Regions from separate parts of the Homo sapiens genome. Here region 1 is linked to region 2. Evidence: chromatin loops called from intact Hi-C (ENCODE). Cell type or tissue: A673. All regions are shown on one strand. Links, peaks and the distances in the headings refer to the core of each region. The heading gives the core; the rest is flanking DNA.

Region 1 (15,052 bases), core at 5,368-9,367, 130 kb after region 2:
ACTTTGGGAGGCTGAGGCAGGAAGATCACTTGAGCCCAGAAATTCAAGACTAGCCTGGGCAACATAGCGAGACCTTGTCTCTAATAATTAAAAAAGGAAATAAAATGGAAATATTGAAGACTATTACATAATAAAAAACGGAGGGTAAAGGAACATAAAGAGAGGTAAGGTTTCTACTCTTCATTTGAACAGATAAAATCATGACAGCAGAAGACTGTGATAGGTTATGCATATATAATGTAATGCCTACAGCAACCACTAACAAAACTACACAAAGTAATACACTAAAAAAATAGATAAATAAAAATGTCTAGCTAGGCATGGTGGCTCACGCCTATAATCTCTGCACTCTGGGAGGCTGAGGTGGGTGGATCACCTGAAGTCAGGAGTTCGAGACCAGCCTGACCAACCTAGTAAAACCCCATCTCTACTAAAAATGCAAAATTAGCTGGGCTTGGTGGTGCATGCCTGTAATCCCGGCTACTCAGGAGGTTGAGGCAGCAGAATCACTTGAACCCAGGAGGCAGCGGTCACAGTGAGCTGAGCTCGTGCCATTGCATGCCAGCCTGGGCAACAAGAGCAAAACTCCATCTCAAAAAAAAAAAAAAAAAAATTCTAAATGCTAAAAAGTATTCAGGTAACTCAGACAAAGTCAGGAAAGATAAATCAGAGAAACAAAGCACAGAGAGAACAAGCAGAAAACAAAAACTGAACCCCTATCATATCAATAATTACATTAAATATAGGTGGCCTACAGCACCACTTAAAAGACAGAGATTAGATAAGTGGATAAGAAAACATGACCCAACTATATGCTAGCTACAAGAAACTCACCTTAAATATAGTGATTTAAATAGGTTGAAAGTAAAAGGATGAAAAAGGTATGCCTTACAAATACTAATCTGAAGAAAGTAGAAGTGTGTCTGTATCAATATCAGATAAAGCAGGTTTCAGAGCAAAGAAAATTACCAGAGACAGAGAGGTATATTACATAATGATAAAAGAGTCAATTCTCCAAGAAGATATGGCAATTCTAAAAGTGTATGCATCAAATAACAGAGTTGCAAACTATGTAAAGCAAAAACTGATAAAACTGAAAAGAGAAATAGGGAAATTCATAATTATAGTTAAAAACTTTAATACCCAGGCTGGGCGTGGTGGCTTACACTTATAACCCCAGCACTTTGGGAGGCCAAGGTAGGAAGATTGCTTGAGGCCAGGAGTTTGAGACCAGCCTGGGCAACATAACAAGACCCAATCTCTACAATAAAATAAACAAAACAAACAAACTAAAACCTTCAATATCCCTCTCTCAATTGAACAACTAAACAGAAAACCAGCAAGGGTATGGAAGAACCCCACCATAAATCAACATACTCATATCAACCTTTATAGAACACATCACCTCACAAAGCAGAATACATATTATTTTCTTTTTTAAATTTTTTGTATTGTTTTTATTTTTATATTTTTAGAGATGGAGTCTCACTCTGTAGCCCAGGCTGGGGGTGCAGTGACATGACCATAGCTTGCTGTAACCTCTAACTCTTGGGCTCAAGTGATCCTTCCACCTCAGCCTCCTGAGTAGCTAGGACCACAGGTGTGTACCACCACTCCCAGCTAATTTTAAAAACTGTTTTTGTAGAGCTGGCATCTTACTACATTGCCCAATATGGTCTTGAACTCCTGGACTCAAGCAATCCTCCCACCTTGCACTGTGATTACAGACATGAGCCACCGCACCTGGCCACGTTATTTTCAAATGTCCAATGAACATATGTCAAGATAGATCATATCCTGAGACACAAATTAAATCTCAACAAATTTAAAAGAGTTTCAGAGTATGTTATCTGACTAAAATATAATCAAACTGGAAATCAATAAAAGAAAGATAATGGCAAAATTTCCAACTACTTGGAAACAAAGAAATATAATTCCAAATAATCCATGGATCAAAGAGGAAAGACTCCAGGCAGAAAATTGATCTGAATGAAAGTGAAACTACAGCATATTAAATTTTGTGGTATGTAGCTAAAGTCATGCTGAGAAGGAAACATAGAACATTAAATGCTTAGATTAGAAAAGAGGAAAAGTTTTCAATAATAATCTAAGTTTTCACCTTAAGATCCTAGAAAAATAAGATAAAAATAATCCCAAAGCAAGCAGAAAGAAGGAAATAATACAGATAAGAACAGAAATCAGTGAAATTAAAAACAGAAAAAAAATTAAATCAGTGAAAAAAGGAGCTGCCTCTTTGAAAATAATGAATAATATCAACAAACTGGGTGGGCATGGTGGCTCATGGCTGTAATCCCCCCCAGCACCTTAGGAGGTAGAGGCAGGAGGATCCCTTGAGGCCAGGAGTTTGAGATCAACCTGGGCAGCATAACGAGACCCTGTCTCTATTAAAAAAAACAAAAGCCTCTTTTGCCTCAAAAGAAGGAACAAGAAAACAAAAATAAGAAAGAAAAAAAAGAAAACAACTGACAATAAAAAATTATTGTACCAAGACTGACAGAAAAAAATCAGAAAAAAAATACAAATTACCAATATCAGGAGTGAAACAGGGTATGATACCATAACAGATGCTGCAGACCTCAAGAGAATGAGAATACTATGTACAACTCTACATACATAAATTTGACCCCTTAGATGAAATGAATCCATTCCTCAAAAAACACCAGCTACCACAATTAACCCAATATAAAATAATATGAATAGCCCTATAACTTTTGAGGAAATTGAATTTACAACTTAAAAACTCTCGAAATAGAAAACTCATGAAAGAAGGAAATAGAACCTTAATTTCCTCATCTGTAAAATAGGAATGATAGTTATAATATCATTTACCCTGCGGGGTTGCTCCTAAGATTAAATGAGCAAATGTCCAGGAGAGCACAATGTGTAAACCACATAAAAATTACTCTCCTCCTCTCTGATCTGTCCCCATCCCCACTGGCAACATTTGATGCCATGTTCTGGAACTGGCATGGAGAATCCAGTGACAAAATTGCCAGAGTGGTGTGGCCGTCATGGTCATCACCCAGCCAAGGTCTTCCCAGCCCCAGGGAAGGGAATAAAGTCAAGCACAACACCTTGAAGAAGCAAACGTAGCTTTTGTGTGGGAGGAAAGAAAAAATACAAGAGGAAAAGAGAAATGGAAATCACCATTATTCTTAATAATTACATGGAGCATTAGAATAATATGATTATTCAGTGGCATTCCAATTAGGCTTAATGAAGAATAATGGGAGTGAGAAAAGACCTGGAACATACAGTTTTATGTGGTATGCATCCCCCACCAGGCAGAGAAACACAAGGACCCCGGGGCTCAGAGACTGGAACAAGATGCACCCTGGGCTGGCTGGCGTTCACTCATAACTCCTGGCATCCACCTGTGACTCCTGGCGTGTGTTTGATGGGATTGGTTATCTAGGAAGCCATGCAGACACCCCTTGGCAAGGTTGTGGTGGGGATTAGCAGAGAGTACATTTTGTGAACTGTGAGTGGTATGGACCGTTGCTGTGGAAGGGAGGCTGGCAGGTGGCCCAGGTGTGGCATTGTGTGAGGTGTGACTCCCTCCCCACATGGGGTATATATACCTACCTACCTATATAAGGTATCTTGGAACACACAAATTAGGAATAAAGCAAGGGGTAAGAGGGGTCGGATTTAGTTGGTAAAGGCCTTGCAAGTTTTAGAAGTCCCAAATAACTGGTTCTATAGAAGACAGAGAGGAAAAAATACCTAGTCCCCCACCCTCCCCCCGGGTCCCACCACACTTTGCTGTCTGAGGGAGGGCTGGTTTGCCTTCATGGTGGTGAACTTACTATGAATTTCGTGGTTCTTGAAAGCATTTCTCTAGTGACTATTGACTGGACAGTGTTCCTGGTTACTGGTGTGATGGCCTCCCTCCCAACTCCCTCCCTCCCTCCCCCTTCCTTCCTTCCTTCCTTCATCCCTCCTTTCATCCCTCCCTCCCTCCCTCACTCGCTTCCTTCTTCCCTCGCTCCCTCCCTCCCTGCCTTATTTCTTCTGGGTGGGAGGAGAACTTGTCAGGTTGGGGTCAGCATGGGCAGTGAACTGAACCAGAATGAGGGAAAAGAAATAGAATATAATTTAGACTAAGCACTTGGAACCCTATGGACTGGGTGGGTGTGTCAGTTGAGACAGCCTAGGTTGTACTAGTTAAGAATCAGAGGCTTATTATAACAGGGTTTATTTCTCATTTATCCTAAATGTCATTCACTGGCAAGCTGGAGGCTCTACTAAGTGTTGTTGTCACTCTAAGACCCCATTTGACTGAGCTTCCACCATCTGGATTCTCGCACGTTGTGAAAGCAGAGGGACAGAGCGGGACAGAGAGCTCTGGTAATTAATTAAATGCTTCAGCCTCGAAGTGACACTTGCTACATCCACTCATAACTCAGTGACCAGAACGACCACATTGTCCCACCCAACCACAGGGTGTCCAGGGCAGGCAGTCCTACCACATGCCCACCAGGTGAGAAGTTAGAAATATTTTGAACAGCACTAATGAGGTTAAGAGTTTCCACAGGAGGCCCCCAAGCCCATTTGTCATGAGCTTTCCCAAGCCTGTAGCCATCGGCTACTCAATTGTCAAACACTTGCTAGGGGCCTATAGTTAGTTTGTCACTGGGTTGGGTACTGGAGAACAAAGATCAACAAGCTATAGCCCCTGGCCCTAAAGAGCTTAAGGATTCATGTAGCAGGTAGACGAGTAAACAAACAATTGGGATCCATCATTGTAAGTGCCATGACTAAGCAAAAGCAGGTGCTATGGGAACAACTGAGAAGTCTGGTCCAGCTTCTTGGAGGTGGTGATGCTTGAATGGATCCTGGGGATTGAGGAGGAGTGAGGCAGAAGAAGAAAGGGATGGGCATTCCAAGCAGAGAGAATGACATGTGCAAAGGCATGGAGGCAAGATACTTTCAGAAAAGAATAAAACATGGCTGGCATGCAGGATGGGGAATGCAATTGCTAAGAGAGGATGCTGGAGAGGTAGGAAGAGGCTAGGTCACAAAAGGCCTTACCTGTCATTCTAAAGACTGTGTTTGCAGTGGGAAGCCATCAGGGGCTTGAGCCACATTTTGGAAGCCACCCATTGGCTGTTGCATGAAAAAAAAATCACTTAGATGGGGCAAGACTGGAGATGGGGAGAACAGTTAGTAGATTGTGGCAGACAGTAATTCAGGTGAGAGATATCTGTGGTCTGACCCAGGCAGGGCAATGGCGAGGAATGCCAGTAGACAGAGGGGGTGGTATTAAGCTACCTATCAAGTAGACAGATTGATCCGTTGGACAGGATGAGCATGTTGTGAAAGACAGGCCTGAACTTGTGTCATGCTTTGTTTCTGTGCAAGTCAGCTCCATGTTGACTGCTTTAATTATTTTCTAGAACAAGGCAGGGCATAAAGCTATCATTCAAGCTGTCAGTACTTCCTATTTGCTGGCTCTGCATTAGACACAGAGGATTCAACACAAACAAAACCCAGCCCGTGCCTGGAGGAGCTCATAGTCTCAAGACATGTTCCTCACCTCAGTATACTGAAGAAGGACCAAGTGGCTGGGGGGAGGGTGGGGAGGACCTCTAGGTTTCTCTTACACAAGTGCTACTCAACTTCACTTATTCCAGCCTCACAGTCATGAAGTTCACCAATTCCGTGTCTCACCTGTATTGTTATTTATGTAATATCTTTCTTTAAACGAACTCACTTTTTTTTTTTTTTATTGAGACGGAGTCTCACTCTGTCACCCAGGCTGGAGTGCATGGCACGATCTCTAAACGAACTCACTTTTTAACCTTATGTGCCTACTTTAATCTCTTCCTAAGCAAAATAACTGATATCATATATTTGAATATGTTAGGGAATTTTTTTTTTTTTTTGAGTTGGAATCTTGCTCTGTCACCCCGGCTGAAGTACAGTGGCGCGATCACTGCAACCTCTGCCTCATGAGTTCAAGTAATTCTTCTGCCTCAACCTCCTGAGTAGCTGAGACTACAGGTGTGTGCCACCACGCCCAGCTAATTTTTGTATTTTTGGTAGAGACGGGGTTTCACCATATTGGCCAGGTTGGTCTCCTGACCTCGTGATCCACCCGCCTCAGCCTCCCAAAGTGCTGGGATTATGGGCATGAGCCACTGCGCCCAGCCCCTCCCTTCATCATTTTTATACCCAAATCCTTTTAGCACAGGTAAAGCCCTGACCTCCTGTCTTGTTCAAGTTCTTTTATTACCAGCTCCCCAAGGGTACAGACATTCAACAACACACTCGTTAAGGGTCCCTTGTGGACAAGGGCTGCTATATAAGCCCATGGAGGGCACCCAATGGCTATATCCTTACTGACTTGTTAAATACTGTTGGACAAACAGCGTTGGATCACGGGCAGTTACGGAGGTTATGTGAACTGCGGACCTATCTGCCTGCTGCTCCCCACGCTGGGATGGGGAGCATCATTCAGGTTACAGGTGCCTCACATGTCTGGGCGTGGGCACAGAGGAATTCACTTGGTGTGAAATGCTGGGAATCGCTGACGTACATGGCATGTTCTCAGGGGACCTCAGGGTTCTCAGAATTCTCCAAGGGATCCCCACTCTCTGGACACGTGTCTTTTTCTCACAGAAAACAGGCAGTGAAGCTCCACCATACTAGTCCCTGTTTTTCTACTAAAAGCCTCCCAGCTGGGAGGTAGCTTGGCCGACAAGCCTCTCGCATTGTCTAGAGACACTTTCTGGATTCACGATGCTAACAGAAAGCTATCAAGGTCATTAATGACAAGCACCAGGCATTCATGCTGGAGGAAAGGGGATTTTATTAGAGAGATGAACAATTTGACCTTAGAAAGGGCAGGAACCTGGGTAGCTAGGTAGCCAGAACCACAGCAGGTCCTTTAAGGAGCTGCCATCATGTGACCCTCTTCCTGAGTCTGTTTGGCAGAGTTTGCGTCCTAGCCCCACCCCATGTGTGTGGGGAGCAGCATGATTGGCAGCCTCTTTGCCACCAAGTGGAAAGGGAAGAGAGAAGTGAGTGCTGTTATCCTAAGGAAGGAAAGGGATGCTGCCCTCAGGAAAACCACAGATGTACATGCTGAGTTGCATAAAGAATAAGAGTGGGCCGAGCACCGTGGCTCAGGCCTGTAATCCCAGCATTTTGGGAGGCGGAGGCAGGCGGATCACTTGAGCTCAGGAATTCGAGACCTGCCTGGCCAACATGGCGAAACCCCGTCTCTACTAAAAATACAAAAATTAGCTGGGCCTGGTGGCTCATGCCTGTAAGCTCAGCTACTCGGGAGGCTGAGGCAGGAGGATCGTTTGAACCTGGGAGGTGGAGGTTGCAGTGAGACGACAGAGTGAGACTCACTCTCAAAAAAAAAAGAAATAACAGAGTGAAAAAATTAGAAGGTAACTTGAAGTCTATTTGGTCAACCCATTAAGTTAGGGATTAGGACATTCCTAACATTAAGTTAGGGATTAGGACCCAGAGAGGTTAAGTGACTGACTTGGCTCCTTGCCTCTTCAGTGGCAAAGCAGAGCCCCAAATTCAGGCGGGTTCCCTGACTCTCAGAGCAGGGCTTCTTCTTCATGCTCTATCTGCATTCAAAGCCAGAAATTATGCAACAGCTAAGTCTCTGTGATCTTCTCAGCACCCCCTGCCGGTGTGTTTCAGTTTGCTTCCTCTTAGAGCAGCATTAATATTTGAGTGCTCTATGAAAGAGGGTGGGACAAAACCTGCTAAATGTACATGGAAGCCAGCCCTGTCTGGTTGACCCGGGACACAGAAGGGACCCAGGGAGTCACACAAGACCACTGTTGGCCCAGAGAGGGGACGTTGAGAAGGACAGCTGGCTCATGTTGACTCCCCTCCCTCTAGCCAACCCCAGGGTACCATCTACCCACAGTTTCAGGAGACACCCCAAGGAAGATGAATTGTGCTGTTCACTGAGAGCAGAAGGGGACTAAGAACCCAAGCCTTTTCCAAAAGTAAGGCACTGTCTGGGGCCCATGACTTGCAATGTGCTGGCTTCATTGCTCTGACAACATGAAGGATGTTTGGTTTTGTTCCCAGCGCTGTTATCATTTATCTTCCTCTTGTAAGAGCTGGCACCCTCCGCCTGTTCCCTCTTCCTTCTCACTCTCTCCCAACTCCCACATTCAATCCAATCTCCCTATTTTCCTGATCCCCCTGCCACTGAGAGGAGCCCTCTTGTGTGTACCCCAGAGGAAACTCTCCCCTATTGGTTCCCAGAAGCCCAAGGGATACCCCTGTTGAACTCAACTCTTAAACATTTGCTGAGCAGTTCATCTGGGCAAAGTACTGTGCTTGAGGCTTTGGGTGGTAAAACAAACAAAAAAAAACATCAATAAGACAAGTTCTTGCCTTCAAGGAACCTGTCTTCCAGCAAAGAAACAACTATAGTGTCCTAGGCAGAGGGCATAAAACACAAAACAGAGTCACGCCCAGAGAGAACCGCACGTCAGGAAAGGCTGGGAAAGGGAGCGTAGAGGGCCTTTGAAAGAGCAGGGCAGCTGGGTGGAGGATGGAGGAAGACAGAGGCCTGGATGAGGAGTGAGTGGGGAAGAAGACAACAGAAACAACAAATATCTTGGGGAAAAAAAAACATGGCTGAGGACAGAAAGAGAGGAAGTCACAGCTGGAAGAGGAGCTACTGTATTTGAGCTGGTTTGAAGGTGAGAGGGAAGGAGCCAGTGGAATGGCAAGGCTGGAGCTACAAGAGAGAGGAAGTCACAGTGGAGCAAAGCTGGGGCCGGGATGGGTGAGGCAGGGTCGAGACAGAGGGAGGGCTGCCCCTGATGGACAGGGTTTGCCCAGAGCTCCGTACTGAGGCAGCCAAGACTGTGTCAATAGAGGTTTTGTAGCAATCATAGGCTGAGATAGAGTTGGCAGAGCAAGAATTTTATTGGAGTTGGGAGTCGGGGGTAGGGGGTTAACCAGTGAATGGTAAAAGGGAAGAAGCAGAATTGACCTGGGAAAGACTGGGCCACAGCCTGACACTCTCCCTGTCCAATCTGCTTTTGCAGGCGTTACTTCCTGTGTTCGCTTCCCAGGGCTTTGTAACAAATTACCACACCCTGAGTGGTTTCAAATCATAGAATAGAAACCTATTCTCTCACAGTTCAGGAGGCCAGAAGTTCAAAATCAAAATGTTGACAAGATTGGTTCCTTCTGGAGGTTCGGAAGCAGAATTGATTCCATGCTTCTTGCCTAGCTTCTTGAAATGGCTGGTGATCCTTGGCTTGGAGCTGTATCACTCCAGTCTCTGCCTCCATCTTCACATCTCCTTCTCTGTGTGTCTCTCCGTGTCTTCTCTTCTTACAAGGACACTAGTCCTGGGATTTAGAAATGTACCCTCGCCTGCAGCTGTGCCTTTGAAGGCAGCTCCATGTGGATGATTTAAATCTAGGATGACTTCATCTTGAGATCTTTAATCAATTATACCTGCAAAGACTCTATTTCCAAATAAAGTTACATTAGAAATTCTGGGTGGATGTGAATTTTGGGGGACATTATTCAACCCACTACACCCTCCCCCAATAAACGTCTTCCTAACTCCATCTCAGCATCTGCCTACCGGAGGGCCCAAACTGAACCCCTGGCAGACTGAGAACTGTAGGAATAAAAGCAGGTTTTTCCGCTGCTGGTATGGCCAAGAAATGGAAAGAGACAGGAGGTTTACTGATCTATTCATTTGATCAGCATGCATTTATTCCATATGGAAGATTCCAGAGTTGTGGTCTTGGTGGTAAAGTCTTAGGTGGCACTGAGGGTGTGAGGGCTGATGCAATAAACTGGAGTGGGCTATTGAGGGATTGGGGGAGCAGAAGAAGGGCTGAGGTGGGTCAGCAGCATGGCCCCCTCCAGAGGACACTCGGGACTTACCTGGTGGCCTGCACTCTTCTTGGCAGGTCTTGAGGAACCATGACTGGCCACCTCTGGGCTCTGTCTATTTCCCTCCTTGACCGTCGAGGAGAAGTAGACATTGTGTTGAGAGCAATCACCATCACCGTGATCAACAAACATACCAAAAGTATAAAACTTGGAAAGATGGGATAACAGATCAAAATAAAGGAAACTGGTAAACAAAGTCTCATCTTTGTACGTCCTCAGGAAATTGGGAACCTACCATGTACTGGAATAACTGCGGGGAACACGGCGAACTATGTGGCCACTATCCCTGGAAAGGCAAGACCTACACCTGAAACACAAGAGAATGCTGATGAGAAAACCCTTCCTTACCCCACTGGCATTTGGCTCCTTATATATTTTGATGCATGAAGTTATCCGTATTGTAAATGGATGGAGCCCTTAAAATTTGTGTCTGCAACTGAGAATTGCTTGAAAATTATCTTCTTCCTATTGGTTGGGTTATTAATTCATTACTGGGGAGAGGTAGCAATTTCCATGTAAGTTGCGACTGGTGGCTTAATATGGTCTTCAGAGACGTACCCTCACCTGCAGCTGTGCCTTTGAAGGCAGCTCCATGCCGATGCTTAGCACACTGAAGACGTCCCCACAGCTACTTCTGTGGAGACGGCTGCACAGAGCTTAGGAGAAGGTTCTGCGGGCTACCTGAAAATCAGGACCGCACTCACCTGTACTCTGGGTTGGCAGAAGACCTAATCGTGGATCGGTACTCAAGTGCAAAAAGCACTGTTCTGCCTAATTAATTCCTCTGCATTGACATTTTGTAGCATTCATGGAACTTTCTGGCATGTCCTGGTTCTGTAGAATGACAACTCTCTTGAAGTCCGGGTGATTTCTGTTCTTTGAGTGTGAAGTGAATTTGCAATTGAGGCAAAATAAAATATATAGGTGGTAAGGTTTTCAATCTTCTTCTATGCCCTCCAACCCACATTCTCTGCTAAAGAGGAGATTTTACTGACAGGATTAGCTTCTAGTCCTTCATGACATTTTCCAGTCAAGTCCTAGAAAATTATAGGTGTGTTTGGCAGGGATGGGTGGGTGTGGGTGGGGTGGTTGTGAGCATGTTGTATTGGCCCACCCTAAGCGCCCCTCACCACCAAAGATGTAGCCTCTGGAAGAGATTACTACCTGACTTGCCAAGTTATTCAATTCTGTCTCAGGCTCATGAATCCAACCTAAAGTTGATACACAGGAAGCAACCAGAGGACAGTTTGAGAGCTCAGAATCAGAGAACCTGCGAGTAGCTGAGAGTCTGTTTCCATTCCCAAAGAGTTGTGGGTAGAAGGGTACAGCTTGCCTCATATGGCCCAGAAAGCAGGACCAGGATGGAGGATGGAGTAAGATGGGAAGATATGAAAGGCAGAGAAGTGGACCCAATCCATTTTTTGATGATTAGACATATACAAAAAAATGGGAATGGATTGATCAGGGTGTATTGTTGGCCAGATTTAGCAAAAAACAAAACAAAACAAAAAAACAGGACACTCAGTTAAATTTGAATTTCAGATAAACAATAAATCATCCCATACTATATTTGGGACATATTTATACTAAAACATTATTCATTGTTTATCTGAAATTCAAATTTAACTGGGCATCTTGTATTTTATCTGGACACCCTCCCAGGACAATGAGTTTTTGTCACTGAAGGTGTCCAAGCCGAGTCTGGGACACAGGTGGAAGGCTGTTGCATGGGGATGAGTTGAGATCTCAAATAGCAGCTTGGGTTGAAGAGCCCCACTCCCAGTCAGGCAATCGATTTCACCTTTTTCCCAGTTGCAGAGTGTTCAGGTAAGGGGCATCCTCCTGCTCAGGGGAAGGGCTGTTAATTCACTGTCCATTTGAGTGTGAAGTGAATTTGCAACTGAGGCAACTAGGTCTATCAGCAACTTGTTTAGAGCTCTGTCCTCAGTCACCTACAGCAGCAGCTGGCATCCTGCATCCAAGAGCTGCTAGCCTGGGGATGATGCAGGTGTGGACCCCCCCAGGGCTGGACTCCCTCCCGCTTCAGCCCTTATCAAGCCTCTCTTGGGTGGTGAGCTGTTGCCTGCCCCTAGGCCGCTGGCTCCCTTGGCCTGTCATCACCCACACACACTCCATTAGGGGACTGGAGTGACTTACAGGGGCTCCTCTCCCCCAGGATCAGCATTTGCATAGGGTGATGGATGCTGAGATGTCATCAAAACACATTCGCACTTTGCATTTTAAACAAAGCAATTTCCAGAGGAAGCTGGGGGAGCTTTGTCTCCTTCCAGGAACAGTTCCTCTGAATCACATTGTCTTTCCTTTTGGCCAGCAGTTTCCACATCTGCCCTGAGGCCCTCCCCTCTGTTGGCCTCCTGTCCCTGCTTCCCCCCACCTAGTGACCTCAATGTGAAGCAGAGGGTAGCCTGAGACATAGAATAAAGGAAGTCACAGGTCCCTGGCCAAGACCAGGCAAGGACCACCCAGGCTTTCCTCTGTACCTGACACTGGTGTCTCCTTCCCATTCCCCATCCTGCAGGACACCCGTGACTAGGATAGGAGAGCAATCTTAGCCAGGACAAGCCCCCTATAAGGCATGGTTTGTGAGACACAGAACATCTGCTCCAAACATTCCTGCCCTGCAAACGTCTCCATGTCCCACGGTGCAAGCCAGGCGTTGCCTCCTAAGATCCTTCTGCGTTCTGTCTGGGAATATGGGATTCCTTCTGCCTAAGCTCTGACTTCTCATTCCGTACAGTTAAGACTTTTTCCTCTTAGTAAGTCTGAGCCTTCACTCCAGGGACCTCTAGGATGATGATAAAAATGTCACCATAATATAAGTGCCTAAGGTTCGGCTGAATTTTTTTCTCCAAAGACACGTGGAAAGGAATAAGGTAGGAGGATTTTTGTTCCCTGTAATGTAGTCTGAAGGCAGCAGCATCATCTCAGCTCAGTTACTTCTGCAGGGCATGTCTTTGGGTAAAGTCACTTAACCAGCAAACTGGCAGAGCAGTGCCTCCTCTGGTGGCTCCACTGTCACAGAGCACGGGAGCTGCTCGGCGCAGAAGTCTCCAAATGCATGCTTGCGTCTCCTCTCTCCCTTCCTGCCCTGATGGAGATGTTAGTAAGCTGACCTGGGCTGGGGACAAGCTGTGCCTGGCAGGGATGAGGGGCAGACATCTGTAGCTGGGGGAGGCTCCCGTGAGGCCATGGGTATCTTACAGTAAAAGGAGGGTTGGTGGGGAGCAAATACTTGTTAAGTGCCTACTATGCACCCAGTCTTTTAGACAACAATTGCATAGTCTGAAATATGACATGGTGGTTAGGAGAAGAGACATTAATTGAACTCATACAGATCTGGATTCAAATCTGACCTCTGTAACCTCAAGCAAGTAGAATAACCTTTCTGAGCGTTGGTCTCCCATAAAATGAAGGCAGTGGCATTTACAGTGGACACTCATTGTGAGGAATGAAGGGCCTAATATGTGTGAAGTGTCTGGGATATGGGAGCATCCACTAATGCTGCCCATTAGCATCCTCCCTTGGCGTGATCAGCTGCATTGCACAGATTGGGAGCGGAGGTGGCTGGCCCGTGGCCATGCAGCCAGTGAGTGGCAGGGCAGACTTCTGGGCCTCAGCTAGTCTGAATCTGAAACCCATGTTTCATCCCATAGCCAGTCCATGGACAACAAAACGCTTGACCCACTGTCTCCAGGTAGGGGAGACAGATCTGACCCTGTCACTCCCCTGCTTGAAACTCCGCAGGATTTCCCACTGCTCTTGCCATGTTGAGCAGTGTCCTCAATGATCTGGCCCTTGCAATTTCCAGCCTTCTCTTTTCTCCCTCATCCTCTGCCCCCGCTCAACCAATCAGGTGGTCTTCTTCCAGTTTGTTGGGCAGGCATGGAGCAGAGCAGCCTCTCTCTCTCTCTTTCTCCCCTGGACAGCATTTCTCTTCTTTCTTCCTGAAACACTGTTCCCTCCCTCACCTGGTTAACTCCACTCCTTCAGGACTTGGCCTCAACCTGCTGCCCCAGGGCTGATGTCCTTGGACAACTGTTCTTCACCATCCCTACCACTAAAGGCCAGGTTGGTGCCTGCCTCCATTAAAGTCTCTCTTATATTGCTAAAAGTCTCCTGTAATAAAATACACTCGTGAACCACTAGTTCAATGTTTACCTTCCCTGCTGGACTCTGAGCTCCCACCATACCCCGCAAATCTAGCCCTGTGCCAGATGATGAATGAATGAGAAATAGATAATGAGTCAAATGTCAAGGAAACACTGGAAGCCATTCTTCTAGAAGGGCCCCTGTGTTCCACCTAGAGGTCCAGGAAGCACAGTGTGGGGGCATCAACTCCTGTTATCAAGCTCTTCCCCCCAATGCCACCTGGGGCAAACATCCCATGCTCTGCATGGACAGTTTCTGTTCAGACTCAGCCTTCAGGTCCAAGGAGAGACTGCTCTGGTAGAATTAACTGGAAAAATTTAGGAGCATTGGAGGGGAGAGGGCACACCTTAGGTTGGAAAGGCCTTGCCTTGCTGGGTGCTTGCTGAAACAAGACTTAAAACAACTGCTTGGCCAGGCGTGGTGGCTCACGCCTGTAATCCCAGCACTTTGGGAGGCCGAGGCAGGCGGATCACGAGGTCTGGAGATCGAGACCATCCTGGCTAATACGGTGAAACGCTGTCTCTACTAAAAATACAAAAAAATTAGCCAGGCATGGTGGCGGGCGCCTGTAGTCCCGGCTACTCGGGAGGCTGAGGCAGGACAATGGCGTGAACCCCAGAGGCAGAGCTTGCAGTGAGCCAAGATCGCGCCACTGTACTCCAGCCTGGGTGACAGAGCGAGACTCGGTCTCAAAAAAATAAAAAATAAAAATAAATGAATAAATAAAACAACTGCTACAACCTTTGAGCCTGGAGGTGGGTCCCAGAGGGGCACATCCTGGTTCAGTAGAAGGACAATGCACACAGCAAAGCCTTGGGGCAGGCAAGGGCAGCTCTCTCAGGTTCACAGTTTCTGTTCTTGGAGTGTGAAGTGAATTTGCAACTGAGGTAAGATAAACGACATAGGTGGTGAGGTTTCCAGTCTTCCTCCATCACTCCCGCCCCATATCCTC
Region 2 (15,052 bases), core at 6,038-10,037:
AGTCCCAGCCACTCAGGAGTCTGAGGTGGGAGGATCGCTTGAGTCCGGCAGGCAGAGGTTGCAGGGAGATGAGATTGCACCACTGCACTCCAGCCTGGGTGACAGAGCCATACCCTTTCTCAAACAAAAACAAAAACAAAAACAAAAAAACAGGCAAAGGACCAGCTTTGAAACCAGCACTGCCTAAATGCAGCTGTGCTGTTCATTGTGAACTATGGGTTTTGGGTTGCACAGTTGCTTGATTGTCCCTTTAGTTAGTAGTGCTTTGGTTCCTTTCTCAAGGGCAGGGCCCTCATCCTCTTCTGATGTTCTCCCAAGCCAGCTTCTAGCCCTGCTGTGTTCAGGAGGGACTATTTGGGCAGTACAGCTCTGTTGCTTATGTGAGGTCAGACAGAGGCCTCCCCAAACATAGCTCTCTGAGCTTCCTGGGACCTGCACGTCCCTTTTGCTGTTGTACCACAAGGATCCACTCTTCTTCCTGGCTGGTGGGGGCTGGGGGTGGGGGAGTTTCTCAGTCCCAAAGCAGAAATGGCAGTGCCTGCATTGTCTGGGAAAGAATCACCTCCTGTTTGTGAGGTTTCCTGGGCTGCCCTCCCTACCCAATTTTCAATAATGTTGCTAACGAGCCAGAGAGAGGAACCAACATAATTCACAGTACACAGTTATTAAAATGAGCAGACCTGCACAAGAAGACACACACATAATGGGCGCTCTAGGTTGAAAAAAAACATACAAACTAACCAGGGCACAGAAGTAAGGGGGTCACAGTTCACTGTTCACTGTGTGTCTTAGATTCAGCTTCCTGAGGAGCAACTCAGAGACAGGGATTTGTAAGCAAATGGTTTAACTGGGAAATGGTCCCAGAGAGCACCATAGAGAGTGGTGAGCTTGAGAGAGAAGGAAAGGAAGCTGGTTACCACTGTAGGAAACTGGAGTTTAATCCTACTGGGGAACTCTGTAAACAGTGCAGAACATGAGTCTCAGCTCTGTCTCTCCAAAGAGTGAGGTAGCTGCGTGTTTATACACCAACTCCCACCAGCCACTGGTGGAGGGCCCCAGGCTGCCTTGAGTTTGTCTCGTGATGGGAGGTTCTGGTGTGCTTTCATGGCCAGAAAAACTTGTGGAAAGGGAGATACAGATGCTGGCTGGTGGAGGTCAGGCCAGCCTGCTCAGAAACAGTACATAGCCAAAGGGTATGGTTGGGGCACTGACAGCTTCTGCTAAATTGTGGGAACTGGTACCTTCCAGATGGTGAGTCATTCAATCCTCATTATAAGCTGATGAGGCAGGTGATGTCCACACTATAGAGATAGGGGAGCCAAGGGGCATACAGTTCTCATGTTTCTTGACTAGAGCATTGTTCTCTAGAGCATAGGATGTTTTTAGCATCCTGGACTTCTTCCGCTAAATGCCAGTGGCACCTTCCCATTCCTCAGTCATTGTGATAACTAATTAGCCATCCAAATTGAATAAAAAAATCCTCTCCCCTCCCAAATGCTGAGTGGAAAGGATCTTCTGTAAGGCAGGTGTTCCATTTAAATCACTTTACATTCTACCCTAGGGTCATGTTTATTGGTTAGATTGAGAATGAGCTAATCTGCAGCAACATAATTGTTGGAGCACCCTTTCCATGTTCTGTGGAATGGGAATTCTTAAACTGAACTCATGGGAGTGTCTGAGGACTGAGTAACAAACGTGTTTAGCACAGTGCCTGGGAGAAAGTAAGTGCTCAGACAACCTCAGCTGTTATTATTGGCTGAAGAGAGCTCTTTTTTTCAACAGCAATGCATTTCTTACCTGTTCCTCATTTCCTCCCCGCTCTCTCTTTTTCCCTGTGTTCCCTGCCCCCATGATACCCCTGTCCAAACTCCTTGAGACCTCTGGGCAGAAGAAGGAACTGATGCTTGCGTCTCTGTTTTCACAAAACAAAGCTGTAGTTATCAGGCCAGAATCATCTCTCAGCTGAGGCTGGAGCAGTCCAGAGAGGAAAAAAGGCCACATGTTGGGTAGAGATGCCATGCTGACAGCTGGGATTCAGCCCTGAGTGTTAGCGAGTGTTGTGTGGGTGCGTTCAGGGGAGCTGGAAGCTCAGTGTGCACAACATGTGCATGCCAGGCCATCCATCTGCACACTCATGAACAGCAATGTCTAAGTAGATGCAGCCTTCACAATCTTTTACCCAGACTTTTGTTTTCTTTGCTGCAAAGCCAGGTCTTTTATAAGCCTTTGGCCATGTTTGGCAATATTCATGTCATGCCTCTTCTAGAACCTGTTCAAGCCCATCACAACGTGTGCTGCCTCTCACTCCAATTTCCCTCTCCCCAAGCATCTTCACCCAGATGGGTTTAGGTTAAAATTGGTAACACTCCTGTGGTGTGTGGGGAAGGGGAAGACATGTGACCAGGGGAGGCCTGGGGCATAACGGCTACTTAAATTCTGCTAATGGAGTGATGGAAGTCCAGCAAGGATGGTGACTGCTTTCTTCCTCACCATAATCCCCATAAGTGTGCACTTTCTTGGGTACTGCATGGCGTGTAGTTGATGGAAGACTCAGCCCTGTAACTTTTGCCTGGGTCAGGCCTGAGTGCATGGGTGGAGGGGAGGGGTCAAGTTTATGAGTTGATTATGAACTGATTATAAGTAGAGCAGCCTCAGCCTGTTTTAGTGCTAGTGGCAACTCCAGGGTCATTCTCAACACTACACCAACGTCCATATCCTCAGGATAGATGAAAGGAGGTGCAAGACCACTATTAGCAGAATTGCTTTTGTGTGTAGGATGGTGGGAGCTAAGAGTGAGTGCATTTGATCTTTTCAAAGTGACACTGTCAAGCTCCTTAGTAGAATCCATAGTCCCAGAAGATGAGGCTTTATTTTGTTGTGCATCTTAGCATGAGAGCAATAACTAGAGTAATAGTAGGATTGAACATGGACTCACCATGTGGCAGGTGCCAAGAACACAGTATTCTGTTCTTCACCACGTATCCACAATATGAATAGCGCTGGTACTCATGTTCCCATTTTACAGATAAGGAAACAAACTCAGGGAAATCAAGGATTTGGCTGATAAGGCCACAGAACTATTAAGAAACACAGCAGGGATTAGAATCATCTTTTGGAAATACAGTTAGATCATAAAAATAAGACCTAGTATTCCATAGTACGGTAGGGAAATTATAGTTAACACTAATTTATTGTATTTTCAAAATGGCTAGAATAATTGCAATGTCCCTAACAAAAAAGATGAATGTTTGAGGTAATAGCTCAATTACTCTGATTTGACCATTACATTGTGTACATGTGTCAAAATATCACATGTACTTCCAAAATTTGCACAACTATTATGTAACAGTTTAAAAAGTTATAAAAGAATGATCTTTTAGACACCTAAGGCTCAGCACTGTTGATATTTGGGGATAGATCATTTTCTGTTTTGGGGGGTGTCCTGGGCATTGTAGGATGTTTAACCACAACCATGTCCCCCATCTGCTAGATGCCAGGATTACTTTCCCTATACCCACCAATTGCGAAAACCAGAGATGTCTCTCTCCAGACATTGCCTGGGTTGAGAACCACTAACCTAGTCCTTTCCATCTCACACTTCTAAAAAGAGCACGGTTGGAGAGTGGCCTTCAGCCTCTACCTCTGGGTCACATGCAAGGCCCAGTCTACTGGTTTCCCTTTCAGCCTCTCCTGACTCCACTCTTCACTAGGCCTGTGTCAATTAATTCATTCATTCATTCACTCATTTATTCAATGACTACTTATTAAGCATCTGTGCTGCACCAGGAGATAGAAATAAACCATAGAAGCTCCTGCCCTCCTGGAGCCTATATTCCAGTGAATATATAAACAGTTCATAATCAACTCATACACTTGACCCCCTCCCCTCCAACCTGTGCACTCAAGCCTGACTCAGGCAAAAGTTACAGAAAGTACCTAATAGATATTAATGTAGCTATGCTAACTCATGTCATTCTCACAGCAACCATTGTTATTTGCTTTTTTTTTTTTTTGAGACAGAGTCTTTCTGTCACTCAGCCTGGAGTGCAATGGCATGATCTCCGCTCCCTGCAACCTCCGTCTCCTGGATTCAAGTGATTCTCCAGCCTTAGCCTGCTGAGTAGCTGGGGCTTTAGGTGTGTGCCTCCATAACTAGCTAATTTTTGTATTTTTAGTAGAGACGGGGTTTCACCATGTTGGCCAGGCTGGTCTCGAACTCCTGACCTCAAGTGATCTACCCACCTCAGCCTCCCAAAGTGCTGGGGTTACAGGCATGAGCCACCACACCCGGCCCTGTTATTTGCATTTTATAGGTGACCAGTCCAAGACACAGAGAGGTTAAACAACTTGCTGGAGGTCACACAGCTGGGAAGCAGTGAAGTTGAGAGTGAAACCCGCGCTGTTGGGCCCCACACCCATGCACCTGACCACTGTACTCTCCTGCCTTTCCAAACCTGGGTCTTCATTCCACAGCCCCTTCCAACTGCTTTGGATATTGTCCCACATCTGTCCCAGTGACATTTTAGACTCATAGGTAAATCTAAACTTGCCATCTTTTACCTCAAATAGCTGTCCACCTTATCTCTCCCCATGGAATCATCATTGTTCCTGTCAACCAGGCTCAAAATCTTGGTGCCATCTAGAAATCATAACCTCCATTCCCCGTAACATCTCCATTCCCAGGCCCTGCTGGTTTTTAATACGAATCTCTCGTCTTCATCCCAATGACCCAGTGAGGCAAGACTATTGTATCTTCTCTTTGTAGATGAAGAAATGGAGGATGAAAGAGGTCACGCGCCTTGCCCAAGATCACACAACTACTAAAGGTTAGAACTTAACCATGTCCTCTGATCACGAAATTTGAACAAGGAACTAATTATTTCGTGTAAAAAAATCTTGTCTCTGCACCTACCTCAAGAGCTCCTAGAAGCAAAGGCCATGACAGTGCTACATCTGCATCTCTTATGTAGAGTCTAGCATTTGTGTTGACTGGAAGAACCAGAGCTATGAAGGCCAAAGTTAGAAAGATGTAACCCAAGATGTAACCCAGACTCAGCGTCCTAAGAGTTGATGCTCTGGAAGTCCACTAGGTGGCAATGTTTCCTCCATGTAGGAGGCCATCCCAAAGCCAAAGTGCAGGGTGCTACTGAGAGGCTAGGTTGAAAGTGACCACAGCATTTGGATTTGAGGTGGTTTCCAATGAGACACACACACACCATGTTTAGAATCTTGCTGGGCATTCAAACACTGATGAAATCTTGGGGACTGTTATTAGGCAGTGGTAGAGCATAGACAAGATTTGTTTTCTAGTCTAATCCTTGACATTACCGAACAAGATGACCCTCAGGGAGTCTCAAGCTCTCTCAGCTTTTATTTTTATCATCTGCAAAGTAGGGATAAGAATATATGCTTGCTTTCGGCTAGGCACGGTGTCTCACGCCTGTAATCCCAGCAATTTGGGAGGCCAAGGCAGGTGGATCACTTGAGGTCAGGAGTTCGAGACCAGCCTGGCCAACATGGCGAAACCTCGTCTCTACTAAAAACACAAAAAAATTAGCTGGGCATGGTGGCGCACACCAGTAGTCCCAACTACTCAGGAGGCTGAGACAGGAGAATCGCTTGAATCTGGGAGGCAGAGGTTGCAATGAGCCAAGATCACACCACTGCACTCCAGCCTGGTGACAGAGTGAGACTCCATCTCAAACAAAAACCCCAAAAAACCCCCAAAACACAAAAATTAGCCGGGTGTGGTGGCAGGCACCTGTAGTCCCAGCTACTCAGAAGCAGGAGAATCGCTTGAACCTGGGAGGTGGAGGCAGTAGTGAACCGAGATCACGCCACTGCATTCCAGCCTGGGTGACAGAATGAGACTCCATCTCAAAAAAAAAAAAAAAAAAAAAAAAAAAAATCTGCTTGCTTTCACTCACAGACAGGGCCATTATGAGGCTTAAGTTGAATACATGTGAAACTAGAGATGGCTTTACAGATGTAGTTTATTATAATTATGGATGTTATGAAATTAACTTACCCATTAGTTCAATAATTTATTTTGTAGAAAAGCATTACCTAAAATCTTGCTATTCAAAGTGTGGTCCACAGACCAGCAGAACTGGCATCACCCCAGAACTGGTTAGAGCTATAGAATGAGTCTGCTGTGGACTGAAAGTTTGTGCCCCGCCTCCAGCCAGGATTTCTATGTTGAAGCCTGAATCCCCAATATGATGGTGTTTGAAGTTGGGGTCTTTGGGAGGTGATTAGGTCATGAGGGTGGGATCCTCAGAATGGGATTAGTTCCCTTATAAGAGGAGACATGAGAGAGATGATCTCTGTTCTCTGCCACATGAGGATACAGCAAGAGGGTGGCTGCCTATAAGCCAGGAAGCAGGCCCTCTCCAGATATGGAATCTGCTAGCACCTTGATCTTGGACTTCCCAGCTTCCAGAACCATTAGAAATAAGTGTTGTTTCAGCCACACAGTCTGTGGTATCTGTTATAGTAGCCCAAACTGACTAAGGCAGAACCTCATCCTAGACCTTCTGAATTGTAACACTGTGCATTTTAACAAGATCTCGAGGTAATTTGTATGCACAGTAAAGTCTGATATTAGTTAGAAAATGATTAGTTTTAGCGAATTAATAAAATAGCAAGAAAAACAAGCTCTGGAGTTGCTTGGGTGTTAATACTGATTTTGTTCAATTCAGTGACCCCCATAATATGAAAAGTGGCTGCTATGATGAGCCTGAATCTTGTTAAGCAAATTGTTTGCAAAGCTTAAAAAATGTGTCTGTATCCAAGTTAGGTTCTAGCGGGTGACTTGAAGTTGAAACAAAACATTCCCATATTTCAATCAGTCAGGATAGACTAGGTTATGCTGCAGTAACAACCAACCTGGCATTTCAGAGGCTTTAAAAGCCCCGGGTGTGTGTGCATCACAGGTGGGTAGGCGGATTCTACTCAGTCCCTCAGGGGTCCAGGCTAGTAGAGCAGCCACCACCCCAAATACTGCAGCGAAGAGAGCTCTGGGGTGGGGGGTCTTGCACTGGCAATTACAGTTCAGCTCGTATTTAACACACAGCACTTCTCCCACAAGCCATTGGTCAAAACTAGTCCCTTGACCCCATCTGCCCACAGCAGGGCAGGAAGCGCAATCGTATCCTGTGCTTAGAAGGTAAAGAGATAGAGCTATTCGGTGAACAGCACTAATAACTGCTACAAAGGTTATCACTGAGTTGGTTGGAACAGCAGCTCCCAGAACTGGGTGTACAGAAAAATTGACTAGGGCTAGCTTGTAAAATGTACAATTCCAGAGCCCCACCGTAGGGACTCTGAATCAGAATCAAGGAATCAAGTGCACCAGGTGGTTCTGATGCACTCTCTCCACAGACCAGGCTTTGGAAGCCCCTGGCTTTGAGTCCTCCTATCCCTTGATCCCATATTGAAGTTTCCTAGCACGCCATAACAAATGACCCCAAACCTAGTGCCTTCAAACAGCAGATATGTCTTCTCTCCCAGCCTCTTTTGGCTGCCGGGGCCTCGGCACTCCTTGGCTTGTAGCTGTGTAACTCCCTTTTCTGCCTATCTTCACGTGGACTTCTGCTCTGTATGTCTGTGGCTTTTCTTTTTCTGTGGATTATAAGGGGCAATTGTCATTGGATTTAGGGCCCACCTGGGTAATCCAGGATGCTCTCATTTTACGATCCTTAATTACATCTGCAAAGGCCCTTTTTCCAGATAAGGTCACATTGGGGGAACATACCTTTTGAGGGGTGTCATTCAATCCACGACAAGCACTCACAGTCACAATGAATCCAGTCTTTGCCCCTTCTGTCTGAACAGCAAGGAGCGGGCTTTGAGAGCCTCACACCACAAGGGGTCAGGCAAGCCTCATGTTTCTGCGGCTTGGGGCCCTCGGCGCCCCGCAGTCCTTTCCCTGTTGGGAAATGCTCCATGCTCCCCTGGTGGGGGTCAGTCTGGGTGAGCTGCCAGCTGGGATCCCGGACCCAACAGCCGATTTTCTCCTCATCTTCCCACAAGAAATAGAGAGATTGCTTGCTAAGAAAGCACCTCCATTTGAGCAGCATGCTCTGAAATCATTGCAGGAACTTAGATATTTCAGCAGCCTCCGACCCATCCAGGACCTGTGTGCTGATGGCCTCCCCTGCCTCAGCTGTGAGGGCTGTGTTCTTGAAAGCTCCCAAGGTTGGAGAATTCCAGGTGGATGGTCATAAGACATTAGGAGGAAAATAGGTGTGGGCATTCAGGTAATCAGACGAACGCTTATTTTCATGTTCTCTAAAAGATGATAGTAATGACCACACATTAAATAGAACACTTCAATGTCATTTGACACATCTTGAATAATAATAATGGCTCCTCAACAATTATTTTTCATTTAAGTAATTCCTGTGCTCTTCAGAAACATTTTAGCGCGTTCAATGAGAGTTTAGACACGGATCTTGCTTGGCTTTTGAGATTAGGCCAAGGAAGGGGGACAGTGTTTTGTGTGTGTGCTTTGGCATTCAGGACCAAAGTGCTTGACATTTTACAACAAGGAGTCCCCAAGTCACCGTCCCTAGGTCATCACCTGGCACACCTGCGGTTTCTCTGCACGGATGGTTGCCGAGAGGCACGTGGAAGTGCGTCGGAGGGGACTCGAGTTTTTCTTGAGCATATTCGCAACAGAAGGGTGGGCTTGCTAGGAGCTTGGACCATCAGACCCTGGCCTTCTGGTCACACTGGCCCCATTGCCACAAGCTGTCAGCCGTGTAGTCACGTCCTCAGAGAGCCCAGCCCAAACAGCCACAGCCTGCATCTCCTTTTCATTGCACTCACTGTGAGGTCCCTCCGTGGCTAGATGGTTGTTTCAGTGTTTCCTTGGTTTCACGTTTGGCATTTTCCCTCCTGGGATGTTCCCGGGGGAACAGTGCCTTTTATATGCAACCCTCTGAGGGTGAGGCCTTGCCCATCCTCCTCTCTGCAGCTTCCCTGGTGCTTTGTAATGTCTAGCACTGAGTAGGTCTTTGATAAATGTTCTTAGGAAAAATGAGTGTCCGCTTGGTTGTGCCTGGAGCTGACCTTCAGGGAGACCTGCTTCTGTTTGTGCAGAAACATTTCCCTCTGGGAAAAGGAAATCTTCTGTTTATTACTGTGAAAGTTTCTTTTTGACCTGGGGACTTTTCAGAGCCTTCAATATGCAGGATGTGAATTATAATGGCCACGAGGGGAATTTAGCGTGGGAATATCAACCTTCTGTCTTCCCGGCTTGGAGCTGTTTTCCCAGAGAAGACCCAAGGCAGGCCCAGGTTCCATCCCCCTGTCTGGTTGTACTGGCCAGCGAGGGCTCCCCACTGGCTGGGGGACCCTTGTCTCTGCCCTGCCAAAGAGAAGTGGCATGAATTCTGGCAGAGCCCTGAACTCTGTGTTGCAGTGGCCATCTCCAAGCTGTGTCACGGTGAGCAAGTCACCTGGGCTCTTTGGGCCTGGGTTTCCTCACTTATTTCATTTAATCAACACATGTTTATTGAGTGCCTGTTAGGTGCTTGGCACGCCACTAGGAACTGGGGCTAAAATAGTGAGCAACGAAGACAGTCCTTCCTTCATGGAGCTCTCAGTGTGGTCAGGAAGAAAGACGCTTCCAAACAGCCCATGTACCAGTCTAAAGATGCAACCATGACGAGCTCCATGGAGAAGTCACAAATGGCATCTGAGATCCTGGGATGGGAAGAGTTGACCTAATGAGGGTGGAGAGCCATGTCAGGGAAGGCTGCTGGAGCTGGAATCCGAAGGCAGGGAAGAGCCACCCATGCACAGGAAACTGCACGGGAACTTCATGGGCTCAGGCAGTTTGGTGGGCGTGACTGTGGCAAAAGGATGCCAGTGGGTCTGGGGCAGAGACAGTGAGGAGGTGGGGAGCAGCAGAAGCCAGAGAGGAGGGCAGGAGAAGGCAAAGGAGGACCTTGTGGGCCACATTAGGGGGATGAGGCTTTACCCTGAATCTGTGGAAAGCCATTGATGTGTCTGATGTCTGTGCATGCAGGGGTGGGTGGCACAAAGCTGACACATGACCAGATTTGCATTTTGAGAAAGCACCGTTCTGGGCAATGGATTGAAGATGAACCAGAGTAGGCAGCAGTAGGCCAGACAGGAGGCTAGTGCTATCATTCAGACGGGAGAAGGTGGTCATGCAGAATCAGTCCTCGAATCTTTATTGAGCATCTACTACATGCCAGGTTTAGTGAGAAGGGAGATAGACAGTAAGTATAATAAATAAGTAAATACATTGCAAAGTATTATGTGCAATGGAAAAAGAAAAAGAAATTGAAGAGGGTAAGCAAGATTGGGAATCGGGATGGCTTGATGGCAGAGATCCTTAGAAGATAAAAATGGCGGTGCTCTATGAAGAAGGATCAGGTTGGGGGGATTAAGTGAGAGACAGTTGTCAAGGCCAATTCCTAGGTTTTTGGTTTGTGCAATTGAGGAATGGTTTAAAAAGAGTTGCCCAGGCGTGGTGGCTCATGCCTATAATCCTAGCACTTTGGGAGGTCGAGGCGGGCAGATTGCCTGAGGTCAGAAGTTTGAGACCAGCCTGGCCAACATGGTGAAACCCTGTCTCTACTAAAAATGCAAAAAAATTTAGCCAGGCATGGTGGCGGGCATCTGTAATCCCAGCTACTCGGGAGGCTGAGGCATGAGAATCACTTGAACCTGGGAGGCAGAGGTTGCAGTGAGTCGAGATCAGCCACTGCACTCCATCCAGCCTGGACAACAAGAATGAAAGTCTGTCCCAAAAAAAAAAAAAAAAAAAGAAAAGAAAAGAAAAGAAAGAAAAAGCATATTAGACCAAACATTACTCTTCTTTCTGATTCTGTAGTCCCATGGGCTCTGAGACAGTGACCCCATCACCTCACCTCAGCTGTTGCAGATGGGTCTGTAATCTTATCTCCACAACCCCAGAGGACTTCCTGCTTTGGAAGCCCCTGTCCTGGATTTGCCACATAAGGATGCGGGCGCTGTTGCTGTCTGCGTGTGGCAGGTCCACTCTGTGGTCCACTGGAGTTCCTGTTGTATCTCCATCAAACTCTCTCCCTGGGGTTGGTCACATTTGCCCCAGGAGAGTGCTTACTGATTAGGGCTCAATTAACATTCAGTATTGGTGCTACTCATTGCTGCCAGCATCCTCCGTGTAGCCCAGCCCTTACCACATCCTCCAGCCTACTCGGTGTCATCTGTCTCCTGAAGCAATTCTACCTTGACCCTCCTGGCTGGTGACCAAAGAATAAGGTGCTGCGGGGTAGGTTTCTTGAGTTGGGCTGGGAGGAGGGAGCAGGAGCTTTAGTAGCTGAACTCTAAGATCTGCCTATTTCCAGGGTCCTGGGCCACCTGGCAGGACTTCCCACAGCTGGCGATTTCCAGTAGAATCCCAGTGACAAGAGAGAGATGGGGTTGGCTGACCCCGAGACTTGAGTCTGAGTAGTCCCTGCTGTGCCCTCACTATAGAAAGGCTGAGGCTTCCTGTCAGGCTCCACCTTGGCACATGCCTGGCGTGGACAAAGAGATATGACAGAATAAAACCATAATTAACATGTATTAAATGCTTCCTATGTGCTGAAGAGCTTTCCATGGATTACTTCATTTAAACCTCAGAGCAACTCTGTGAGGTAAGTGCTATTAACATCATCTTTCTCATTTTAGAGGTGATGTAATCAGGCTTGTATAAGCTGCCCAAGGTCACAGAGCTAGCAAAGTACAGAGCTAGATTCACACCCAGGCCAGCTCTGCTCTGAACCACTGTGCTCCAGCAACTGATGGCTCAGCCTGGAGGTTACCCGACAGGGGATCCCAGTGTTTGGACTCAGTCCTGACTTTGCATTGCTTTATGCAGCAATTTGGAGCAAGTCCATCTGTTCATTCATTGATTCACCAAATATTGATTTAAGGCCTTCTATGCAAGGGCTGGGGGCAGTGAAATGATGTCATCTTGGAAGAGCTCCCAGTCTGGCTACTGAGACAGACACACAAGCACATCATCAGGGTTGTAGAGGGACAGGTGCTTTATGGAGCAGGAGAGGAGAAGGTGACAATGCTTGTCTGGTATGGGAGTGGGAGGTCTGGGAAGAGGACACGACTTTTGCAGAGGAGAAAGGCGTTTTCCAAGGCTTTCCAGGCAGACAGAACAGGGAGCGCAGAGCACTGGCCCTCGCTGGCCAGTACCCATGATGTTTCAGGGACTTCAGGCTGGCTCTGCGATTACAGCAGAATTTCCCAAAGTGTGGACCTTGGGCCACCTACATTAGAACGATTTGGGGTGTGGGAACATTGCAGGCTTCACCCCAGACCCACTGAATCAGAATCTCTAGCTGCTGGGGCCCAGAAATCTGCATTTCCTCAGTCCCTTCAGGGGATGCTAATGTGTAGGGAAGTCTGGGGTACGCAAGGAGAAGCAGGACAGCAGCCACTTCTGGGTTCATAACAGGGTTGGCAAGCTTTTGCTGGACAGGACCAGACAGTAAAGATTTTAGGCTTTGTGTACAAAGAGGAGAGTTGAAGATACATGCTAAACATAACCACTTACAAAAACAGGTGGTGGAGGGGGCTGGACTTGGCCCATTTTAGTTTGACCTTAACCTGCCCGCTCATGGTTTAGAAAGTTAACCATGTTAACTGGTGTGGGTGCAAGTGAAGACAGGGACATGAATGTCACACCTAGGGAAGCAACGGAAAGGTCTCAAGGGCCATAAAGCCCTAAGAGGGGCAGAGAAGGCTGAGAAATATGTCAGTGGAAGGAAGGACAGCGCTGGTCAAGAGCTTGGCAGGAAGGGGGCGGGCAGAGGAAGGAGGTAGCAACTTGTGCCTTGAGCACTTGAGTGGATGGGGATATTACTAGCTTACTATAGTAGCCTATGTAATAATTTATAAATGAGCTGTGTAATAACCCATATATAAACATAGTCAAGTGCTGAGCAGAGGCCCCATGGATTGAGAACTGGAAGGAAGCCATTGTATTTGGCCCTGTGAGGTAATTAATGACCTTTGTGGGAATAGTTTTTGGAAAGAAGTGAGAGCCAGATGTTGGTGGGTTCAAGAGGAACAGGCAGAGAAGAAATGGAACAGGTCAACCCAATGGGTCTCCCAAGTTCTGGCCTGGTGAGTCCGGCTCCGGTTTCCTTTGGCAGATAGTCACACGAGCCAACAGAAACCACACGATGTGGTCAGTGCTCTATTAAAGGCAGCTGCAAAGAAGTCCAATGAGGTAAATTACAGAACTGTGGATACTATTGTAAAATGCCACTGCCTTTAATCCTGAGCTTCCCAGCAACCATGGTAAAGAGGAAAACATGTTCCTATTGTCCAATATGTTATTCCTAAACTTCCATCATTCTTGAACAACTGTAACATTTTTGCCTTTCCTGTGGTTCTAGCAAAATTGTTACTTACTTGACATTTTAAAAAATCAATACAATTATTCAATTTAATTTAAAAATCTTAAAAACTTGATATTTTTGTAAACGGAAAACCACCATCACTAACCACAAATAGAGGATAATGACACAGATAAGTACATATCATTAAAATTAAGAATTCTTGTCTGTTAATATCACTAAAATAACTAAAATTAGTCTATAGGCTACTTACAATATGCCAGTTACATAGTGGGATAATAAAATAATGCATATAAGGTCAATTGAAGACCATCTTATTTGCTGGCATAAAATTCAAGGAAACATTTATTGCAAAAGACACAGAAATTCCAATCAAATGGATGTTTCTTATGAACCCCTGTAAAAGTTAAGGACATAAGATTTAATCTTAACACACTGAATACTTTTCTGTGGGCAGCTAAGAGAACAGCAGACAAGTATGTTTCTTCTGATGATCTAACCCAGGAGTCTGCAAACTTTTTCTGTTAAAGGGCCAGATATTAAGTAATTTATCCTTTGCAGGCCATATGGTCTTAGTTGCAACAACTCTATTCTGACTATATCGGGAAAGCAGCCATAGGCAATACATAAACAAATGGGTAGGGCTTTCTTTTTGTCTGAGATGGAGTCTCACTCTTGTCATCCAGGCTGGAGTGCAGTGGTGTGATCTCGACTCACTGCAACCTCTGTCTCCCGGGTTCAAATGATTCTCCTGCCTCAGCCTCCCGAGTAGCTAGGATTACAGCTGCCCACCACCACACCTGGCTAATTTTTGTATTTTTAGTAGAGACGGGGTTTCACCATGTTGGCCAGGTTGGTCTCAAACTCCTGACCTCAGATGATCCGCCCATCTCTGCCTCCCAAAGTGCTGAGATTACAGGCGTGAGCCACCGCGCCTGGCCTGTGTTTCAATAAAACTTAATTTATGGACGATGACATTGGAATTTCATATAATTTTCACAGTACAAAATATTATTCTCTTTTGATATTTTCAACCATTTAATAATGTAAAAACCAGCTTTAGCTCGTGGACTTTGCACAAACAGGTAGCGGGCTGCCTTTGGCCCCTGGGCCAGATGTTACTGAATCCTCAGTCAGGACTCGGAGAAGCTAGTGGAATGGAGAATGAATGTGTTCTTAACACTGTTCTCCTCTCTCCATCCCCAGTGCTGAAGGGCTTATACAGACTGGTGGCAAGGCCATATAAGCGATTGGCAGCAGAGTTAGGACTAGAACTCAGAATTTTCTTTTTTGGATTCTGTGCTCTTCCTTGTCTAGATGCTGTCTCCCAGGTAGAGGAAGCCTTTACTCTGTGCCTGGCTGATGTAGATAGAACCTCACTTAATCTCTTTGTAAATAGAACCTCACTTAATCTCCTGGCATCCTTTGTGTGGCATATGATCCCATTTTGCAAATGAGGAAACAGAGGTTTAAAGAGGTTAGGAATCAAAAACTTGCTAAGTCATGGAGCCAGAATTTATACCCAGATCTGTCTGATTGCAGAGACTTACTGTCTGCATTATAATTGTGTAGTCCCTTCCTGTTTCTTTGGGCACTTGGTCACATTGGAACAATGACTGCTAAGGAATTGCCTTGGCCAGGCGTGGTGCCTCATGCCTGTAATCTCAGCACTT

What was found. Peaks named below come from ENCODE experiments on the same cell type or tissue, not always from the same donor. Only the 100,000 strongest peaks of a DNase experiment are listed, where the experiment ranks them.
Region 1: it touches region 2 in a loop (6-fold over the local background); 19 of 110 quality-filtered maps call a loop at or near these places.

The regions. Positions count from the first base shown.
Region 1 is chr14:76,507,425-76,522,476 of GRCh38, reverse strand. No RefSeq gene overlaps it. Among named protein-coding and RNA genes, the nearest start is that of ESRRB, 140 kb to the right of the region's middle. In A673, for the core only: a CTCF peak has its summit at 7,681 (motif pointing left); DNase peaks (open chromatin) are centred at 5,426, 7,006 and 7,656; H3K27ac peaks cover 2,050 bases.
Region 2 is chr14:76,637,931-76,652,982 of GRCh38, reverse strand. No RefSeq gene overlaps it. Among named protein-coding and RNA genes, the nearest start is that of VASH1, 120 kb to the left of the region's middle. RefSeq lists an enhancer at 4,963-5,257. In A673, for the core only: a CTCF peak has its summit at 7,868 (motif pointing right); a DNase peak (open chromatin) is centred at 7,892.